Regions from separate parts of the Homo sapiens genome. Here all the other regions are linked to region 2. A link is a contact called in ENCODE Hi-C or POLR2A ChIA-PET data. All regions are on one chromosome and are shown on one strand. The core of a region is the stretch at or near the end of the contact, and the rest is flanking DNA. Distances in the headings are between cores, read along the strand shown.

Evidence for each region. Hi-C counts contacts between places; a loop is a spot of excess contacts on that map. ChIA-PET counts read pairs that join two places held with the same protein, here RNA polymerase II (POLR2A). Pooled maps may share reads with other maps.
Region 1: a map of PC-9 shows a loop between it and region 2 (38-fold over the local background). The contact joins the promoter of PTCH1 here to the promoter of MIRLET7A1HG in region 2. A Hi-C loop is called at or near these places in 2 of 168 maps with a recorded cell type or tissue (PC-9 and left cardiac atrium), 12 of 37 single-sample maps with no recorded cell type and 17 of 50 pooled maps.
Region 3: a loop to region 2 is called in a map of CD8-positive, alpha-beta T cell, with 5 times the contacts of the local background. The contact joins the promoter of NOL8 here to the promoter of MIRLET7A1HG in region 2. A Hi-C loop is called at or near these places in 3 of 168 maps with a recorded cell type or tissue (CD8-positive, alpha-beta T cell and naive thymus-derived CD4-positive, alpha-beta T cell), 1 of 37 single-sample maps with no recorded cell type and 9 of 50 pooled maps. POLR2A ChIA-PET finds 5 or more read pairs at or near these places in 2 of 52 experiments (CD4-positive, alpha-beta memory T cell and T-cell).
Region 4: a loop to region 2 is called in a pooled map, with 4 times the contacts of the local background. The contact joins the enhancer-like site here to the promoter of MIRLET7A1HG in region 2. A Hi-C loop is called at or near these places in 2 of 50 pooled maps. POLR2A ChIA-PET finds 5 or more read pairs at or near these places in 2 of 52 experiments (B cell and activated CD8-positive, alpha-beta memory T cell).
Region 5: a loop to region 2 is called in a pooled map, with 7 times the contacts of the local background. The contact joins the enhancer-like site here to the promoter of MIRLET7A1HG in region 2. A Hi-C loop is called at or near these places in 1 of 168 maps with a recorded cell type or tissue (natural killer cell), 3 of 37 single-sample maps with no recorded cell type and 12 of 50 pooled maps. POLR2A ChIA-PET finds 5 or more read pairs at or near these places in 1 of 52 experiments (activated CD4-positive, alpha-beta T cell).
Region 6: a map of CD4-positive, alpha-beta T cell shows a loop between it and region 2 (27-fold over the local background). The contact joins the promoter of ZNF484 here to the promoter of MIRLET7A1HG in region 2. A Hi-C loop is called at or near these places in 3 of 168 maps with a recorded cell type or tissue (CD4-positive, alpha-beta T cell, CD8-positive, alpha-beta T cell and naive thymus-derived CD4-positive, alpha-beta T cell), 2 of 37 single-sample maps with no recorded cell type and 16 of 50 pooled maps.
Region 7: a loop to region 2 is called in a map of CD4-positive, alpha-beta T cell, with 6 times the contacts of the local background. The contact joins the promoter of IARS1 here to the promoter of MIRLET7A1HG in region 2. A Hi-C loop is called at or near these places in 1 of 168 maps with a recorded cell type or tissue (CD4-positive, alpha-beta T cell), 1 of 37 single-sample maps with no recorded cell type and 11 of 50 pooled maps.

The regions. Positions count from the first base shown.
Region 1 is chr9:95,507,964-95,510,663 of GRCh38, forward strand. PTCH1 (patched 1) reads right to left here and starts at 1,303. Exons shown (of 24, transcript NM_000264.5): 1 at 198-1,303. The coding sequence starts at 398. RefSeq lists a silencer at 239-558 and an enhancer at 1,203-1,752.
Region 2 is chr9:94,164,884-94,167,583 of GRCh38, forward strand. MIRLET7A1HG (miRlet-7a-1/let-7f-1/let-7d cluster host gene) reads left to right here and starts at 1,375. Exons shown (of 5, transcript NR_170278.1): 1 at 1,375-1,498. RefSeq lists an enhancer at 740-1,304 and silencers at 1,000-1,799, 2,030-2,099.
Region 3 is chr9:92,324,053-92,326,752 of GRCh38, forward strand. It overlaps NOL8 (nucleolar protein 8), which reads right to left and starts at 1,298. Exons shown (of 17, transcript NM_017948.6): 1 at 1,254-1,298; 2 at 1-157. The coding sequence starts at 109. It overlaps CENPP (centromere protein P), which reads left to right and starts at 1,901. Exons shown (of 8, transcript NM_001012267.3): 1 at 1,901-2,053. The coding sequence starts at 1,947. RefSeq lists enhancers at 580-1,468, 1,247-1,366, 1,397-1,506.
Region 4 is chr9:93,027,186-93,029,885 of GRCh38, forward strand. It overlaps FGD3 (FYVE, RhoGEF and PH domain containing 3), which reads left to right. Exons shown (of 18, transcript NM_001083536.2): 15 at 2,689-2,700. Among named protein-coding and RNA genes, the nearest start is that of SUSD3, 30 kb to the right of the region's middle. RefSeq lists enhancers at 1,840-2,341, 2,342-2,700. Within about 2 kb of position 1,351, at least 9 of the 41 ENCODE cell types and tissues checked have a DNase peak (open chromatin) inside an H3K27ac peak, as active enhancers do; they include B cell, where a contact is called at or near this core.
Region 5 is chr9:92,967,869-92,970,568 of GRCh38, forward strand. All of the region lies in intron 1 of FGD3 (FYVE, RhoGEF and PH domain containing 3), which reads left to right. Among named protein-coding and RNA genes, the nearest start is that of FGD3, 22 kb to the left of the region's middle. RefSeq lists an enhancer at 2,337-2,700. Within about 2 kb of position 1,308, at least 8 of the 41 ENCODE cell types and tissues checked have a DNase peak (open chromatin) inside an H3K27ac peak, as active enhancers do; they include natural killer cell, where a contact is called at or near this core.
Region 6 is chr9:92,876,656-92,879,355 of GRCh38, forward strand. It overlaps ZNF484 (zinc finger protein 484), which reads right to left and starts at 1,383. Exons shown (of 5, transcript NM_031486.4): 1 at 1,235-1,383. RefSeq lists enhancers at 1,138-1,673, 1,187-1,626.
Region 7 is chr9:92,292,447-92,295,146 of GRCh38, forward strand. It overlaps IARS1 (isoleucyl-tRNA synthetase 1), which reads right to left and starts at 1,251. Exons shown (of 34, transcript NM_002161.6): 1 at 1,165-1,251. It overlaps MIR3651 (microRNA 3651), which reads right to left and starts at 101; the gene lies at 12-101. SNORA84 (small nucleolar RNA, H/ACA box 84) reads right to left here and starts at 147; the gene lies at 15-147. RefSeq lists an enhancer at 1,633-1,682.

The sequences.
Region 1 (2,700 bases), core at 53-2,552, 1.3 Mb after region 2:
TTCCTCCCAGGACCAGAGGGAGGGTTTGAATTTTTCAATCCCCATTTGTCTGCTGCTTTTCCTGGAGAGGTGTGAGTGAGTGTGTGTGTGTGTGTGAGAGAGAGAGGAAGAGAGTGTGTGTGTTTGTGTGTGGCGGGGGCGATCCCAAAGAGTTAGAGGAGGGAAGAGAAAGTGGGAGGAGAGAGTCTGAAATGCACCTTGGAAATCTGCTCCAGAGCGAAGGCGGCGTCGCAGTAGCTGGGCCGGTGCAGATAGTCCCGGTCCGGCGCGGCAGCACGGCGCAGCCCCCCCGTCCGTCTGCGCCTCCCGCCTCCAGCCGGCCGTCCCGGGGCACCGATACAGCCGCTGCCGCCGCCGCCGCGGTCCTGGGGCTCGGCGGCGTTACCAGCCGAGGCCATGTTGCCGCCGCCGCCGCCGCCGCCGCGGGGACGGAGGCTTCCCGGGCGGCCCGGCGCGCTGCTGCCGCTGCTGCGGGCTCCTGGCGCGCCTGGGCGCTCGGCTTGCGAGGACGCTGCTGGCCGCAGGCTGCTCGGGCTCGGGCTCCGGTTGACAGACCAGCCGCTGCTGCTGCTCACACGGCGGGCGCTGCTGCCGCTGCGGCCGCGGCCGCTGCCGGGGAGTCAGACCCTGCGCCTTCCATTGCCACATTGCGCGGGGGTCCCGAGGTCTCTGCGGCCGCCGCTGCCCACATCCAGTTCGCGGAAGAGCGAGAGCCGGCGCGCCGAGCGAGCCTGTCCTTCGGGCGCTTCCGCGGCACTCCTTGCGGTCCCCAACTCCCCCTACCCGCCCCCCGCCCCGCGCCGCGACCCCTTCACTGCAGAAAGAGCCAGCGAATCCCCGCTGCTCCCGCCGGCCGCGCTGGCTCTCTCGGCGCCTCCCGGGTCGCCCGAGCGGCCGCGGAGGGCAAGCGCAGAGCCGCCGCCGCCGCGGGGTCCGAGGGTGCCCGGCGGGTCTCAGCGCTGCCGGGCCCGGGCAGCCGCAGCTGCCGCTGCTCCCGCGGTGGCTGCTGCTGGCGGTGGCGGCTCCAGGAGCTGCTGCTCGGGCTGCTCGGGCTCTGGCTGCTGGGTTCGCGGTGGCTGCTCGGTCCCGGACTCTGCTTTCTTGTGCTCCTCGGCAACCCGCTGGACCATTCTGTCCCCGTGCAGCGCGCCTCTCTCGCTCCCGGGACCTGGGGACTCCGCTCTGTGTGTGTGCAGCGGGCAGCGGCCGCAGCAGCTCCTTGATTCAATAGATGAGATGGAAGAAGAAAAAAAAGAACTCTCTCCATTTGGAGAAAGAAGAGGAGGAGGGGAGGGGAGGGGGTGGAGGGGGAGAGAGCGAGCGAAAGAGAAAAAGGCTGGAGCTCCCGCCCCCGGGGCTGTCAGATGGCTTGGGTTTCTGCGACGCGATTGGCTCGCGGAGGGCAGAAATTACTCAGCAAACATGACTATTATTAGCTGCTTAGCAACAGCTCACCAAAGTAGAGAGACCACCCAGGTAGGCAACCCAGTGTGTGCATCCTCGGCTTCGGGGCAGCCTCTGAGAGCGCCAACCTTCTCGCATGCAATACTTCCATTAAGGAATGCTCCCCCTCCTTTCTCTCTTATTCCTTTTCTTTTCAACAGTGTCTTCTTTTTGTGGGATGCCTTTGCGCGCACACACGCGCGCGCACGCACACACACGAACATTTGCCTCGCGGTAGACACGGGGGGAAATGTAATATTTTTTTAAGCGCTTAAACAATTTCTGAAATTCCTCAAAGAAAAGCCTTTCAGAGGCACCTTGGCCTCAAGCTGCAGCAAATACTGGGAGGTCCGGCTCGCATTCCCAGGCCTGCACCAATAATGACAGCGTGCTGGATAGTGCGCCAGTGTGTGCCAGATTTTTTTTTCCTCTTCTCTTTTCTTTTATAACTAAAGGGAAGACTTAGGCTCTTGCAGGGAACAACGCCTCGCATTAAGATAAACAGAATGGAAAGTTAAAGAGGAAAGCAAGGACGTTGGGAAAAGCCATCTTTCTTAAAATCCGTCTGCCCCCCAGCCGCTTTCTCCCCCCAACTTAAAAAAAAAAAAAACACAGTCTTGGTTTGAAGGAGTCAGTGTTCTATAAACGTGGAATCCAGACACCGAAGCAGTCTTGTAGAGGCAGAGGCGTTTTTATTTGAATCTCGAATGTGACATAAGTAAAAGAGAAACAACAGAATCTTTTTTTACAACTTAGAGAAACGGAATTGTTTCCTTGAGAGAGTAAAGTTTTCCTGATTATTTTGGGTTCATTTGTACACCCCTTTTTATTAACCAGATGTTTATATAGTCAGTATTTTTTTTTACAAAACTCGGTATGCATGTTATATTTAATAATAGTATGACGTAGGAGATTATAAATGCCCCGATGCTGGATTCATTGAAAACAAACTGTGCGCGGATCGCGAGGATTCGTCCCGACACCGCGTCCAGTGTCACCAAGGCATCCCGGGGATTCGCTTCCCGCGGAGGGGGAAAACACGCGACCCTTTGAGGTGGATTCTGGAGCCAGACACGTCTACACAACTAGGCTTTTTATTTAAAAAAATTTTTGTTTTCGGAAAGTGGAATGTGTTTTTCTTACGTTTCCAAGTTATTACGTTCCTCCCTGCGGTAGGAACCCGACCCGCAAACCCTTGATTTGCTTCACTTTATTTTTTTTTTTAAACGGGGTTGAACTGCAGAGGGACTGGCAGTA
Region 2 (2,700 bases), core at 125-2,624:
ATAGACAGGAACAAAACAGTTTCTGCCCTTGAAGAGTTCCACATCCCCTGCAGCATAACCACACTCTTCCCCTGAACTGTACTCGATCTAGCTCTGGGGCCTGCTCTCTCCTTTCTCAATATATCTTCTAACCTCAAGAAGTCCTCCCCAAATCCTACCCATGGCTTAAGCTCAAGTTTCCCCCCCTCTAGTTTCTTGTTCACTTTAGCTCACAAAATAAAGTCCCCATTAAAAACAAAACGAAACAAACTCCTTTGGCACTTATTGCATACACTAATATGAGTGCTAAAAGGGGAGCTGATACCACCACCTAAGATCATAAATGTAAACGTACAGCATGTCAAGTACTATTTCCCATAGTTCTATTACAGACAAGGACCCACTTTTTTAAAAGTGTTGCACAAAGTCACAATGAATTACAAAAAGCAGAGCTACAGCCCAGGTCTTGCGGTTCCCAGCCATAAAATCTTAAAACTGGCAGAGACCTCAAACGACACCTTAACTAGTGATTTCAGAGTCCTAGCATGTGAAAGTTGTAATGGGGATGGAGGAACTGGGCTTTGGATTAATTTTAAAACAACAAAATCAAGGATTGCTTTGAAAAACATTTGAAGACAAAAATCTTCAAAACATGGGTTGGAAAAGATAACAAAAAAAAGCTCAGGGAGGCTGAGGTGGGAGGATCTCTAGAGTCCGGATGTCGAGGCTACAGTGAGCCGTGACCCACGCCACTGCACTCCAGCCCTGGAGAAAGAGCGAGAGACCGTGTCTCGAAAAAACAAACAACAAAAAAACCCTCAGACCCCAAAACGTCAAGGAATAAAAGTAAAAGGTTGGGCGGACACAACTCCTCCATTTGACAGATGAGCAAACTGAGGCACAGAACTCCAGGAGGCCTGGCCAAGGCCTCCTGGAGGGAACAGGGTCAGTTGACGGAAAAGAGCCAGAGGCTGCACGCTGGACAGCGTTCGGACCTTCCGGGTCGCGCACGTGTAAATTGCCCCCAGGAGCCTGAGGGAGCAAAGCAGCCGCCCCGCCCCGCGGGCAGCGCGTTCAGCGGCCACGTGACACAGCCAGCCCATCACGCGCAAAGGGCAGGGCCTGGAGGACACCACCCCCGCCACTCTCTCAGCCCTCCACTAGGAAAGAAGGAGATGGTATTGGTGGGCGGGCCAGACCCGCCTCCCCCACGGTGGCCACCCCGCGCGAGGCGGGCCCAGCCGCCGCCCTCCAGTGAGGGGACGGACGAGCTCAGCTAGGCCAAGGCGAAAGAGCGACGCGCACTTCAATCAGACGGCTTCACCAATGGGCTTGCGCGCTTTCCGCGGCGCCCGCCCCTGCATCGGCCTCCCGGCGACCGCGCTGCTTTCCCTCAGGCCGCCGCGGCGGCGCCCGCCCGCGCCTCCATCCGGGTCCTGGCGCGGTGCTCTCCCGGCAGCGACGGGCGCGAGGGCCGGGGCATTCCCACGGCCGCGACGGCCCTCTCCGCGAGCGCGAGGTGGGTATGGCGGACGCGGCAGCGAGCGCGGGTCCGTCGCCATTTTATTTCGCGGAGACTCGCGGCAGCGGGTGGGCAGAATGGGAGAGCCGTGCGCCGGCCCGCGCCTGTCCGGCTAACGCGGGCTGGGACTGGTGGGGCGGCCTGCCCCCTCCAGCGGGCGGGTGGCCCCGGGGGGCCGGCGGGCTGCTAGCGGAAGTCGCGGGCGCTCGGGGCACGGGGGAGGGGTGCCGCGTGGCCGCCGCGGGGCCGGCTCCAACCCCCTCCGCTTCCCGCCCAGCTCCTCACCGACAGGGCGGGGGAGGGGGGGTCATTCTTCACATTCCTTACCCCGCCCTTCCCCCCGCTTCAATCAAACTTGGGGCGGGCGGAAGGCCCGCCTTCCGGCCGGCGCCTGTTGGCCGGCGCCGCCTCTGACTGTGGCGTGACTGGTTGTAGGCGCCGCCAGGTGCCTCTGACGTCACTTCCGCTATCAAGTTTGTGGGCCGGGGAGACCTTGGCCTTGGGGGTTGGGATGAAGGAGGGAAGGTAGGAAGTGCGAGGGGCGGGGGGACAGGGCGGGAAGGCGCGGGCGGGGAGGGCGGGAGAGTCGTGGCTGGCTGCATGCCCCTGCTCCCCGCGGCCAAGTGCAGCCTCCCTTCCTGAAGCAGCTGCTGCGGCTGGAGGTCCGCTGCGGCAGCCGTCCTTGGCGAGGGGGAGGGGAACGCGGGAGCGGGAGGAAATCGTATCCCGGGGGACGGGGCTTGGAGATTTGCGACTCGGTGTCACCGGAAACAGCGCTGGCCTTTTGAGTCGACGCTGCAAACTCTTGGAACCGAGTGCCTCTCAGAAGGCTTGCTAATAAACTTCCCGGGCGGGCTCTAGTGTGAGGAATGTGGTAACCTGTATGTCCTTGGCCAGTAATGCCCTTCGGTCTTTCAACTTTTTACAGTAGATTCTGTGTCAGAGGTAATGGTATGTATTCTTCAACTTACCGGTTTTTAAAAAATTGACTAACGAGAGGGCGGGCAGACAGGAAAAAGGCAGGGAAGACAGTGAATGTTAAAATTTTGAGGTAAATCAGGAGACTGGTTGAGTTTTGCTTTTTAACTTCATTGATAATACTGCTTTCTTGGCATACAGTTCCTAAAGTTAAAGCATCATGTGGCATTCCTTTGCATTTATTTCTGTTGGCCTGAAGTATAAGAACATTGAATGTCAAA
Region 3 (2,700 bases), core at 48-2,547, 1.8 Mb before region 2:
CATCCGAAACTTCTCCAAATCTGCTGAACTGATTTTGTAGGTCTGCCTCAGAAATGTCCTGGCTAAGGCCACCCACATAAAGGCGCTTCGTTTCTCTGTTCACTTTCATGAAGGCTGGGCATATACTTGGGTGTGTTTCAGTGGGAAAAGTAATTTTCTGTATACAGAGAAGAGTTCTTTCCCTTAGTTCTTCTAAAATCTAACAAAACAACTACTTCCTCTGAACCTTCTGTATCAAATCCGTCTCCTGGATCTGTATTTCACTTCCTATTGTATTACTTCCAAATTTTAGTCTTCGAGGTTTTGCCCAAGCCCTACATCCACATCTTTCATGAATGCACTTTGGAACAGCAACCCCATACCCATATAGACACAGGTACAGACAGAGTTTTTTTCCTCCAAATGGCCATAATATTACACTCTATCCCTCTTAATTTTATGTATTCATGTTTTTAGATGTTTTTCCTTGACTCACTCATACATTCATTTACTGTCTTTAACAAAGTCTGACAGAAACAGGATGTAACGCACTAAAAGATAAAAAGAGCTAGCCTACCTCTTCCTAATTGTCTCCACCCCCAACCTACCCACCCCAGCCTTCTTCCTCCTAGAAGACCCAAAGAAGTGAATAGAGAGGCTAGGAGCTCCTTATAGTCACAAAAGAATAAAACAAATGGCACAATATTATGTCACAATAAAAGTGCTGCAAAGTGGGGTTCAGACACAAAGATCAAGGGATATAGCGAATACAGACTTGTGTTTTTGCTATGTGCCTGCATTGTACAAAGTAGTTTGCATGTTTCCCATTTTTCAGGAGAGCAGAAGAGGTTAAGTCACTTCCTCAATGCCATACCGAAAATTAGTGAATCCAGGATTATAATGCAGGTCTACCTTCAGAACTTGGAATTCTTAACACTATACTATGAAGGTTGCTGTATCACAGGGGACTCAGGAAAACTTTTCCAGAGGTACTAGGGCCCATCATAGTATCTCTCATTTCGTTTAGCACCCGGCAGGCGCTCAGCTCTCGCCCTTCCCTTCCCCAAGAGCTGACAGACTCTTTCCAGAAGAGACTCCCAACCAGCGTCCACCACATGGCGTGTATTCTGGGCAGAACTTCGGCCTACCTCTTCCCGATAGTCTCCGCCCCCAGCCTACCCACGGCAGCCTTCTTTCTCTGAGAAGACCCAAAGAAGTGAAGAGAGACTAGGAAACGGCCCTGTGACTTCTCATGCCCGAAACCCACTCCTCACCACGTCGTTCACCTAAAGCCAGCGCCGCTGCAGCCCCTAACTTCTGGTCACGTGTCCCAACGGAGCATCCTCTCTTCCTTCCTACTCGATTTCCAACCCAGCCTCCTAAGGTTCCGTTACCACAATTCAGTTCCCAAGAGCTTTTAATTTCCTTTTCCGTCCTCCCACCTTCCCTGACGCCTCCGTCACCTCCCCCTCAACGACTGCAAAAGAGCCTAAACCAAAATCCCCTAGTTTCTATTGAACACTATCGCTGTGTGTACCAATTCCTGGACTAGGTCGGCGTAAGAGAGGAAGTAGGTGAAAAAAATAAAGAGGCGCTCCCCTCCACGTGATCCCAGCCCTGCCTCTTTAGTGAGGCACGCGGCCGGGCGGCTCCAAGGCTGCCGGCTAGGGTGAGCAGCGGAGCGCTTGGGCTTGGAGTAGCAAAGAACGCGCTCTCCAGAGAAAGTATAGCCACTGCTTAGACAGCCAGGGAAACGTGTGCGGGGAAGTGGAGGACTCAGGCTCTCGTGCGAGAGCGGAGTTGGACGTGCAGGGCCGCTGGGGTCACGCGGAGCTCTCCCGCCTCCCCTCCGCGTGAGCTCTGGGATGGTCCGCGCCGGGAGCGCGCGCGAGGCTTGAAGCGCGGGTGAAGCGCGCAGGTCGGAGTGACAGCTGCGCTGCCGGCCCGGCTGCGGTCAGCAACGCGCCATGGACGCAGAGCTGGCAGAGGTGCGCGCCTTGCAAGCTGAGATCGCGGCCCTGCGGCGAGCGTGTGAGGACCCACCGGCGCCCTGGGAAGAGAAGTCCCGAGTCCAGTACGTGACCACCCCAAGTCCCCCAGGGCCCGCTGGCCAGGGTTCCCGGGCCAGGCGGGTGAATCTCCACAGACATCCTCGGTCTCCTACTCCCAGCCCTAGAAAGTGGGCATGAACTGGCATTGATCCTGTCATGACGATGGCCTAGAGTTGGGAGCAGCGCGTACGGCGCCCAGCTGTAAACGCATTGCAGGGTATTAACTCGTTTAATCGCAGTCGTCTGTGTGGATGACTGACAAGGAGGAAGTCTTGACTATATCCCTAGCTAGATAATTCCGCCTCCAGTATGCAGAAGTATCTCTAGTTGGGATTTAATAACTCCGTTTGGTTTCATGGCATTTGTTTTGGTAGGTCAGCTAACCATCTCAACTGATAATGACTTTGTGTTTACGATGACATAAAAATTCCTTTGAAAAATAACTTCGGTAAAAAACTAAGTTGATAAAAGAAAAGTAGTTAATATAGACTGCAGGAGAATTTGACATTCCTCTGAGGTAGGTGCTACTGTTAGCCCTGTTTTATAGTTGAAGAAACTGAGGCTCAGAGAAGTTAGGTAGCTTGTCCAAGGTTCCAGAGAAAGGAATTGTCAGAGATGGATTGGGACCCAAAAATTTTACTCCAAAGTCTGGGCACTTTTGGTTTATTGA
Region 4 (2,700 bases), core at 101-2,600, 1.1 Mb before region 2:
GTGCCAAGCAGGACAGGTGCTGGGGGGACCTGCAGGTGGGCCAATGAACGGGGACCACAAACCAGGCCACACAGCTGGAAGTGCCCGGCCAGAATTTGCACAGAGGCACTGGTGTCAGTTTGTTGGGGCTGCCAGAACAAAATACTACCTGAGGCTGAAGTCTGAGATCAAGGTGTGGGTAGGGTTGGTTTATCCTGAGGCCTCACCTTGGCTTGGAGATGTCAGTTTCCTCCTTGTTTCCACACATGGTCTTCCCTCTGTGTCTCTGTGTCCTCATCTCTTCTTATAAAGACACCAGTAAGATTGAATCAGGGCCCAACCTGAGACCTCATTTTAACTTAATGTCTCTTTAAAGGCCCTGTCTCCAAATATAGTCACATTCAGAGTTACTGGGAATTATATTTTCAACATACGAATTTGGGGGGACATAGTTCAGCCCATCACAGCCTCCAATGCTTATGCCCAATCTGAGCCACCCCTTTCTTGCTTCTTCACCCCCAACCAGTTCAGTTCATCTTTTTCTTTCTTTCTTTTTTTTTTTTTTTTTTTTTTGAGTTGGGATCTTGCTGTGCTCTCCAGGCTGGAGTGCAATGGTGTGATCACAACTCACTGTAGCCTTGACCTCCCAGGCTCAAGCGATCCTCCTACCTAAGCCCCCCAAATATCTGGGACTACAGGCACGTGCCACCACATCAGCTAATTTTTTGGATTTTTGTTGAGACGGGGTCTCACTATGTCGCCCAGATTGGTCTCGAACTTCTGGCCTCAAGCAACCCTCCCGCCTCAGCCTCCCAAAGTGCTGGAATTACATGTGCGAGCCACTGCGCCTGGGCCTCCTTCTCCTTAAACCTGAAGAGTTTATGTTAAACTTTTTTTAAGCGTATGTTGTTTAGCATTTTCCTAAGGCAGTTTTGGACCCATACAAGTGGGGATAACCGCAATGAGTATCCCTCCCCAGCTCCAGAAACCTCAGCCTGGTGCTGTTCTTATGGCCCCTCAGCCCCTAGCCCCGACACACACACACACACACACGCACACACACACACACACACCCCAATTTTCTGTAATATTTTAAAGCATATCCCAGACCTCTTTTTATTCTGCTCAGCTACAGTAATGGTAAGCTTATTTTAGGTAGTTTTCTTTTAAACAGGAAAAAAAAAAAAAAAGAAAGAAAAACACCTGCAGGCTTCAGTTTCCCTGACTGGAGAGGTTGAGATAAACATTTCTAGTGGCAGTTCCAGCTCTGACATCCTGGGGAACTCGATACATATCTTTGCCTTTTCCTAAAGTCTTCTTAACAGTGGTTTCGGCACCCATAACAAAGTGTCTCAAGGGAGGCACCTCCTCCCCAGAGAGGAAATGCTGGGTGTGGACCAAGCTTCAAAAGCCCAGGAAGTTATTTCATCAAATGATGGGGCCTTTCCAGGGGTTGCAGGCTATTGTAACAGGAAACGGTAATTAGCAACTTGCCAAACGCAGTCGGGGTTTTATGTACTGTGATGAGGCTTACGACCCAGGGACCAGTCACCCATCCCATTTTACAGGTGAGGAAACTGAGGCTCAGAAAGGAGAGGTGAGTCATCCAGGGTTGCAGGGCTGACAGGAGGCAGGAGACTGGGGTCTCTCCACCTGGCACTGTTCATAATCAGACAGGGAAACCAAGGCTGGACTGGGCAGCCCCAGGCTACACCTGCTCCAGCCTCCACACCACCCTCCTCTGTAGGCAGTTCAGGCACAGGAGACAGAGGAGGGTACAGCCCCTGACCCTGGCCTCAGCTCTTCATGGCTTCCTCACATGTCCTCACAGTTTTTTTTTTTTTTTTTTTTTTTTTTTTTTTTTTTTTTTTTTGAGACAGAATCTCGCTCTATAGCCCAGGCTGGGGTGCAATGGCGGGATCTCAGTTCACTGCATCACTGCAACCAACCTCCGCCTCCTGGGTTGAAGCAATTCTCCTGCCTCAGCCTCCCGAGTAGCTGGGATTACAGGCACCCACTACCACTACCATGCCCGGCTATTTTTTGTATATTTTTTAGTAGAGGTGGAGTTTCACCATGTTGGCCAGGCTGGTCTCAAACTCCTGACCTCAAGTGATCTGCCCACCTCAGCCTCCCAAAGTGCTGGGATTACAGGCATGAGCCACTGCGTCCAGCCTCCCCCTAAAATGTTGCCATGCTTGTCTGCACACTCAGGCATGTGGGTGCACACCTATATTCATCCATGTGGCGTGCCTGGAGGGTGTGGCCCGCGGTGCCCAGTATAGAGCAGGCGCATGGCCACACGGCTCCAGTTGCAGACAGGGATGCCCCCGTCCCCAGGGCTGCAGGCCATGGCTGTGCTGCCCACTGCCCACCCTAGTAAGTGCTGTGTTCCTCCAGCTGTGGCTCCTTTCAATAGTTTCTCAGATGCACCAGATAAAGTCATTGGCCAAGTTGTTCCAAACATGAAGATCTTGATCCACTTAAAATCTTTACTCGGTGCCATGGGCACAGGCAGCCGCTGGGAGGTGAGGGAGGGAAGAGAGACGTGGCTGACTTGGCTCTTCACTTCATTCCCTTCTGCATGTTCCACTTTTTGCCTTGAGCCTGTGTGGCTTTTACAGTCACGAGAGCTGCCACTCCACTGCCGTGTGGGGTAGGGTGCACACATGATTCAGAAGCTGATGGCATCTATTTGCCTCCTTATAGCTCGAGCCCAGA
Region 5 (2,700 bases), core at 58-2,557, 1.2 Mb before region 2:
GGCCTCCTTCTGTTTAAGGCTGAACATGATTCTGTTCTATGGAGAGGCCACCTTTTCTTTATCCAGGTTTCTAGGGATGGACACTTGAGGGGCTTCCACCCTTTGGCTGTTGTAGGGAATGCTGCTATGTATGTGGGTGTACAAGTACCTGTTTAAGACCCTGCTTTCAAACCTTTTGGGAGAAACATTCTTGACTAGATGGACTCACATGGGAAACTGGTGTTGGTTTAAATGTGGCTGCCCTAAGAAAAGCTGCCGCATCCTTGGGAGAGGTAGATACCCCCCGCCCACCAGCCCCCGATTCCAGGCTGTCCAGCCTCTTCTCCCAGTCCACAGTCACAGCGTCATGCCAGGGCTATGGGTCATGAAGACTCATACAGTCTTAAACAGTAGAAGTAACTTGTTAAGGTGGCGGTGTGAGCCATATTTGTGAGTGTCTGCTCATGGCATGACTACAAACGGGGAGGTGCTGCGTTGATCTGCCTCCTCTTCTCCCTGCTCAGCTTGCCCTCACTTCCTGCCCTCTCCGAGGCCCCTCTGACCCCCATCCCAATTCAGGAGCATGTAGCACCTCACTGAGTTCTCAGCAGAGATGATGGAGACCCCTCCTCCATCCACTCCCACAGCAGACAGGGCATTTCCCAGGCTGAGACCCCAAGGTAATTACTCTGGGCTTCCAGGCACCGCTAGGTCACAAGGTGGCTTTAATTTTTGTTTTCTTTTCTTTTTTCTTTCTTTCTTTTTTTTTTTTTTGACACGGAGTCTCACTCTGTGGCCCAGGCTGGAGTGCAGTGGTGTGATCTCCTCACTGCAACCTCCGCCTCATGGGTACAAGCAATTCTCCTGTCTCAGCCTCCAGAATAGCTGGGACTACAGATGCAAGCCATCACGCCTGGCTAATTTTTGTATTTTTAGTAGAGATGGGGTTTCACCATATTCATCAGGCTGGTCTCGAACTCCTGACCTCAGGTGGAGGTCTGCCAAAGTGCCTTAGCCTCCCAAAGTGCTGGGATTGCAGGTGTAAGCCACTGCGCCCAGCCTGGTGGCTTTAATTGACTGCCATTGGGCATTACATCTGGGCATGGCCAGGGTGCCCTGGGCCTTGCTCACTGTGGGTGGCCTCAGTGGGTTTGGGACCTCAAGGCACCAAAGTTAAGCCAGTGAGAAGCCATATGGGGACCAGCGGATATAGGCAGTTCACATGGTTTATTGTATCACCTAGAGGCACTTACAGTATTGCCTGGATTCTCTATCACAGGGTAACCCACAAGGGAGATCTTGTCGTCATCATCCCTCATGATTCTGGGCCACCCGGGTGCAGCGGGCGGCTCTTGCCCACAGGGCTGGGACCCATTGCATAAGGCTTCCCCCAAAGGCTTCAGGCCTGGCTGCCACCTGCTGTCGGCGGGGATGCCCCCGCATGCCTCTCTGAGTGGCTAAGCCTCCCTCACAGTGAGGTGCTGGCTTCCAAGTGTGAGAGCCCAGAGCTGTCTTCCCTCCTGACCTGGCCTCCCACATGCTGCCCTCTCTAGTTACAGCGAGTCTCTTAGGGGCTCTGTATTTAGGGGAGGGATGTCAGAGTCCGCTTTTAGATTGAAGTGGCATCAAAGAATATACGGGCAGTTTAAAAACCACCACTAACGCGTTTGTTGCTCCCCCTACATAACATGCCATTGTTATGGAGCCTCCTGTGTGCCGGGGGCCACTGGGCCACTCCAGCGACAGGACAAGGGAGGTCCCTGCCTACTAGGTTCCAGGCAGCACAGTGGACAGGTGCCGTGGTGGGTTTCTTTCAGATGGGGGGGGACTCCCGCACGGCCTCCCGGGAAGGGACATCTGGTGGCAGATAGAGCTGGGTGGTAGGCAGACTGGTGGCCCATCTGTGGGACCAGCCCTGCCTATCTGGGGGACCGCTGCACTGTGGAGGGACACGGGGCGGGGGCCAGAGCACTTCATCCCCCTGCTCACTGGCTGCTGTGATGGAGACACATGAACAGTTCTAGGACACCCTGGATTCTGGGGCATTCTAAATTTCTTCAGGTTTGTGGATTTCCTCGTGCTACAAGGTGGCAGCCCTGAGTGTCTGGGACCTGTTCCCTGGCTGAGTCCACAGTGGGCACGGCTCATCTGGGTCAGCAGCTCCAGCCTTGCTCACCTCAGGCGGCTCAGGGCTTCTTAAAGGGAAAGCTGAGGTGGCTGCATACAGAGAACTGACCTCGGCTTCCTCAATGCCCCTGTGGAAACATAGGCATAGCCCTGGGCGGACCAGAGTGACCCAAGCCCGGGGGCTTCCAGCACCTGTGTCCCAGGGCCAGCCTCTCTGAGCCTCGGCGTCCTCATATGAAGGACAGAAACGTCCCCTGCGAATGTGAGAAAGGGCTCAGCACTGACCCTGGGCATGGGTGTGCATGGGTGTACTTGCCTTATATGTGTGTATGCATTGTCAACCTAAAATAATCAAGAGAATCAGAATATAGTCTAAAGAGAGTTTATTCAAGCACAAGGTTGAGGACTGCAGCCAGGGAGACACTTCCAAGTTGCCTCAAGGAATGTCTGGAGAACAAAAGAGAGGCTCAAGTGTTTAAAGAAAAGAAAGGATGAATCAGGAGAGGGGGTGGTGACCATTGTTCATCAGGAACTCTCATTGGTTCACAGAAATAACACTGGCTAGTGATTGGCCAGCCACTGTTGAACTACAGG
Region 6 (2,700 bases), core at 133-2,632, 1.3 Mb before region 2:
ATCCTATAATAATACCACTTAATACATGAAAAAGGATAAAAAATGCACTAACCATTAAGTGTATGTATGCCCATCCCTCAGATGCACAAATAAAATTAGCAAAAAAGCACATATAACTGCAAAATGAACTATTAAAAGTGATTTTTATTGTATCTCCTCCAGAATATGAAACAAGTAGATCAAAATTAGGAAAGATAAAGATTTGAAAAATACCAACAAGCAAGACTTAATTAAAGAGAATTTTGGTCCATACAACAAAATATAATTTTTCTTTTATATCTGTTGAACAAAGTTCATTGAGTAACTTGGCTTCAAGGAAAATCTTGATAAATTGTTAAAAGTTGAGACTTGATAGTCTGCATTTTCTGACAATACAATAAAATAAAAAACAGCTAAAACATACTTTAATAATTTGGGAATGAATAAACTCTCCTAAATAACTAAGATTCAAAGGGAAACATCAAAATGAACTTATGCATTTCATAAAGATGTACTTAAAGAAACTTTACAACCCTAAATGTATCCCGCATAAAACTTAAGAAAATAAGGGAAAGAACAACAAATTACATCAAAAAGTGGGAAAAAGAGAAAGTACCTAAAAAGAAAAAGAGAAAAAAATTAATATTAAAAGAGTAGGGAGTATTTTATTGGACATTTCAAAATGTCCAATGAAACAGATAAACCTTTCAGACGCTTGATTCTTTTTAAATAGAGAAAGAATGAATGATATATAAATATAATAACCGTAATGATAAAGGAGCTACTAGTCTGGATATGAAAGAGAACAAAATGGAAATGGAAACATGCAATTCTATGTAATATATTCTTTAAATCTTTAGCAAAATATATCATTATAATGAAACAGAAACGAAAATATAAACAGATCGGTACGTATAAAAGAGAGGAAACTAATTAAGATGTGCATCATTCACACTCCTCAGATCCCTCCTTAGTTCCCATAGTCATCCTCCCCCACAACCCCACAGTCCGCCCTCACTCCGCCCTCAGATCCACCACCAGACAGAGACCCCCAGTCCGTCCTCACTCCGCCTGCAGATCCACCACCAGAGACCCCTCAGTGCCCCCTCACTCCTCCCTCAGATCCACCATCAGAGATCGCTCCGACTTCCACTATTCCATCCACTGACCGACCCCATCACTGACCGGAAGGCTCAGGACAGACATCAGAGATTCTTCTTGCTCAGTCCACAGATGCTGCCATCCCTCTACTCACCTGCCCCTCACCCACGTCCTCTCAGGACAGTGGTCATTTGCCTCGGGAGGTGACTATAGTCGCAAGAACCAGAACAGGACCCACTTCCTTTTTCTCAATGCCTCCCAGGCCTAGAGGTACTTCTTACAGCGCTGCCTGGGTTTGCGCATGCTCAGCAGTCTTCATGGCCTGAAGGTTGCCAGTAATCAACATGGCGCTTTGCCAAACACGCTCCCGTTTCAGCGGCTTAGGCTGGGCGCCAGTATGGCGGCGCCCATGTAGACACTCTGGCCTGTGGGCGGCCATGTTGAGGTCATGTAGAGACTGAGAGGCTGAGGGTTGTCCAAAGGAAAGGAAGCAAGCAGAGGTGTGTCCCATCATACTAAGCCAGGACACAATCAAAGCCTATCACCTCAGGTTACAGTCTTTCTCCAATGCTTCTGTGGACACAACAACACTGTTAATCAACAGGAACTAATCAGCATTTATGTAACACCGCAAACGCAGCCGAATACACATTTTATTCGTGTCGATGGGACATTTAGCAAGATATGAAGTAACCTGGGTCATAAAACAAATCTCAGCAAATTTGAAACAACTGAAATCATACAGTTTGTTCTCTGAACACAATAGAATTAAACTAGAAATCAATAACAGGAAGATAAAAGGAAAATCTCCAAACACGTGAAAACACATGCTAAATAATCCATTGTTCAGAGAGAAAGTCTCAAATTTTTAAAATACATTGAAATGAATGAAAGTGAAAGTGAATGAATTTTTAAAATACATTGAAATGAATGACAGTGAAACACAACATATCAAAATTTGTGGGATGTGGCTAAATCAGTGGTGAGAGAAAAATGTATATACCACTAAGGGCTTACATTAGAAAAGAAAAAAATTTCAAAGCAATAACCAAGCTCCCTCACATACTAGAAAAAGAAGAGCAAAATAAACCGAAGGCAAGTGAAAGAAAGGAAATAATAAGGATAAGAAGATGACTCAATAAAATGTAAAAAGAAAAATAGAGAAAAACCGATTAAACAAAAGCTGGTTCTGTAAATGTTAATAAAATTGACAAATCTGTAGAGGAGACACAAAATATCAATATCCAGAATGAAACAGGAGATACCACTGTAGACCATGACGAAATCAAAAGAATAAAGAGAATACTACAAACAACTCTACAAACATAAATTTCACAACATAGATGAAATGCACTAATTCTTGAAAAAGCACAAATTCTCTCTTACATGAAATAGTTATGTTGAATAGCCCTAGAACTGAAGTCATAATTTGAAATATCTGAAAAAGAAATCTTAAGGCCTGGATAGCTAGATCAGAGAATTCTAACAAACATTTAAAGGTTAACACGAATTATATCCAGTCTCTTCCAGAATAAAAAAAGAATAGAAAGAAGACAATAGAAAGATATTCCAACTCATGAGGCCAGTGTTACTCTGATATCAGAGCTAAAGACAGAAGAA
Region 7 (2,700 bases), core at 1-2,500, 1.9 Mb before region 2:
CTATTCAGGAAGAATCATGTACCAGCGACCGGGCTATGGCAGCTGCTGAGGAGAAGCAGCCTCCATGCATAAATCACAGGATTGCTATGGCCCATCGAATCCACTGGAGAGCTGTCCATGCACAACAGCATCCAGCAACCACAGGGCAGGGACAGAGCAGGTTAACCTTGCACAACAACCTTGTTGTGCAGAGGGATGCCATCCCCTTTGCTTCCCTCTTATTATAATCCAGGCCCTTGACTCTTCGCTGCTCCACAACTCCTTCAGGTCACCTTAACCTCAACTTCCCGTTCAGCAATTTCGAGACCACCCTCCCTGATATTAACTACATATTATTCACATTACTTCATATTATTTTGCCTCAATATATTTTAGAAACGCACACTAAAACCATGTTTTGTTTAAAATTTCATAATTCCTTCCAGAATTGCTTCCCTTTTAAACTACTGTATTAGTGGTTCCAATATTCTTCCCATTACTTAGGCATGACATTTTTGAGTCACCCCTGACACTACTCAGAAGATACACACAACCAATTAATCATCAAGTCATGTGGATCCTACCTATAAGCCTATTTCTGTTCCCCCTTTTCATTCTCCTCTAAATCCATTTCTGTTTCTCCTTTTATTCTCAGGTCTTCATAATCTATTAAGTCAAATGTAACCTGAAAGTGGGACCGTCTCAAACGTTTCCTCAATTTAGTTATATCCTATTAACATAGACTCCACAGGTATACTCATGCAAATGTACAAAATGTGTATACAATGACATTCACCGAATAATTGTTTCTCCAGGCAAATAACTGAAAACAATCTAAATATTCATGGTGACTGAAGTAAATTACGGTACATCAATAAAATAAGTATCTCGCAGCCATTGAAGGTAATAAATTAAGACATATAAAAATACGTATTGCCTATACATAAAGTCACAGCTATATCAATTTATACTATGTATATCATTTTAAAAAGATTTTACTCATTTCAAACACTACCTCATTCAAAAAGGCGACCATAAATTCCTGAGGCTGGAAACGAACGAACGGCAAGCCCCGAAGAAACACGCTCTTTTAAAAATTAAATCTTGTGCTACTGTTTCGGGGTTGTAACGCGTGCGTGACCCTCGTCTTTGAGGGCCGGATCCTGCAGGGAAGAGAGGGCGTACCTGAGGGGCCTCGCGTGCCTGGACAGCCCCGCGGGCCAGCAAGCCTAAAAGCAACTCATCCGGCGTCCACGCTGCAACCGGGCGCACGGAGGTGATGCAACGCGCTGAAAATGCGGGATCCAGTGAAGGAGACAGGCTCCGCACCGGCCAATCAGTGCGCGCTGCCTGACACCTGCCAACAAGCCAGGCGCCGATTGGTCGCGCCGGACATGATTGCGCCCACTGGCTCGGATGGTGCGACAGTGGTGCTTGCTGGTTTTGCGCCTCCACGTGGAAAACGAACCAGCGCTGAGGGCGGCGCTGTGCGTGCTGCTTGTATCCGTTGCAGTAGTGTAGACCGAGGTCTCACTCGGGTTGTGGGCACCTCCGGGTAGGTGACGGCCCACTGGGAAGGGGCGCCGAGGTCGGGGCTCATGTTCTTCATCTTGTTTGCTTTTGTCAGTATTTATCTGACTGGACACTTCGTACCTAAATTGATAACGACAAACAGCAACTTCCGGAGAGGTGGCTTTAATAATTATACTTTTGGGCCCTGAGCCGCCGACCCCAAAGCCGCTTCTCCTATCATAAATGGCTACGTGAAACGATAATAACAAAAGGGAAGGAAGGGTCTGACAACCAGATTTAAAAGTTTTATTGTATTTTACTTAAAATGTTTCCGGTAATGAAAACATTGCACAAACGATTTTTTTTTCTTTTTTTGAGAAGCGGTCTCATTCTGTCGCCCAGGCTGGAGTGCAGTGGCACGGTCATGGCTCACTGCAGCCTCAACCTCCCCGGATCAGATGATCCTCGCACCTCATCCCTGGCCAAGTAGCTGGGACTACAGGCTAGCGCCACCACGCCCGGCTAATTTTTGTATTTTCTGTAGCAACGGGGTCTTGCTATGTTGCCTAGGCTGCTGTCAAACTCGTGGGCTCAAGCGATCTGCTTGCCTTAGCCTCCTTAACTGTTGGGATTACAGGCATGAGCCACTGCACCCGGCCTGCATACTTATTATCATTGCTATGAGTCGGCTTGGTACCTTACTGATCTGCTGGTTAAAATCTGGAGCCTTGCAAAGGGCAGTAGGCCTCGGGCTTTGGCCCCAGAGCCTCTAAAGGAAATTCTGGATCTTGCCAAATTGGGAGTAGTTCCGTAGCTGCCTATTGTATCCGTTAGAGGGATATAAAAAATTTATCTGGCCTAGAATAGGTAGAATGCAGTTTCTTATTAAGTTTAGGAACATTTTGATAGTCTGTTCAGCATATATTTAACTTTACTTACCGTCTTGGCCCTGTGTGAAGGATTAAAGTGGTTTCATGTCCTCCATCATGGGTAACTCAGTGTTCTGACTATACTCACATAACGTACATAATTTAATAGCTGCAAATCTTGTTAATTAACTGAAAGTATTTGGAATGTGTTTGAAGTTTTCACATTCCTCACGTTGCCACCTTGTTCAGTTCATTTTTGTCACCTATCCAGAGAGCCCAGATAGAGCCAGACAGAGGGCTCCTGGACAAAGGTGAGGTAGGCCAAGTCTAATTATTTAAA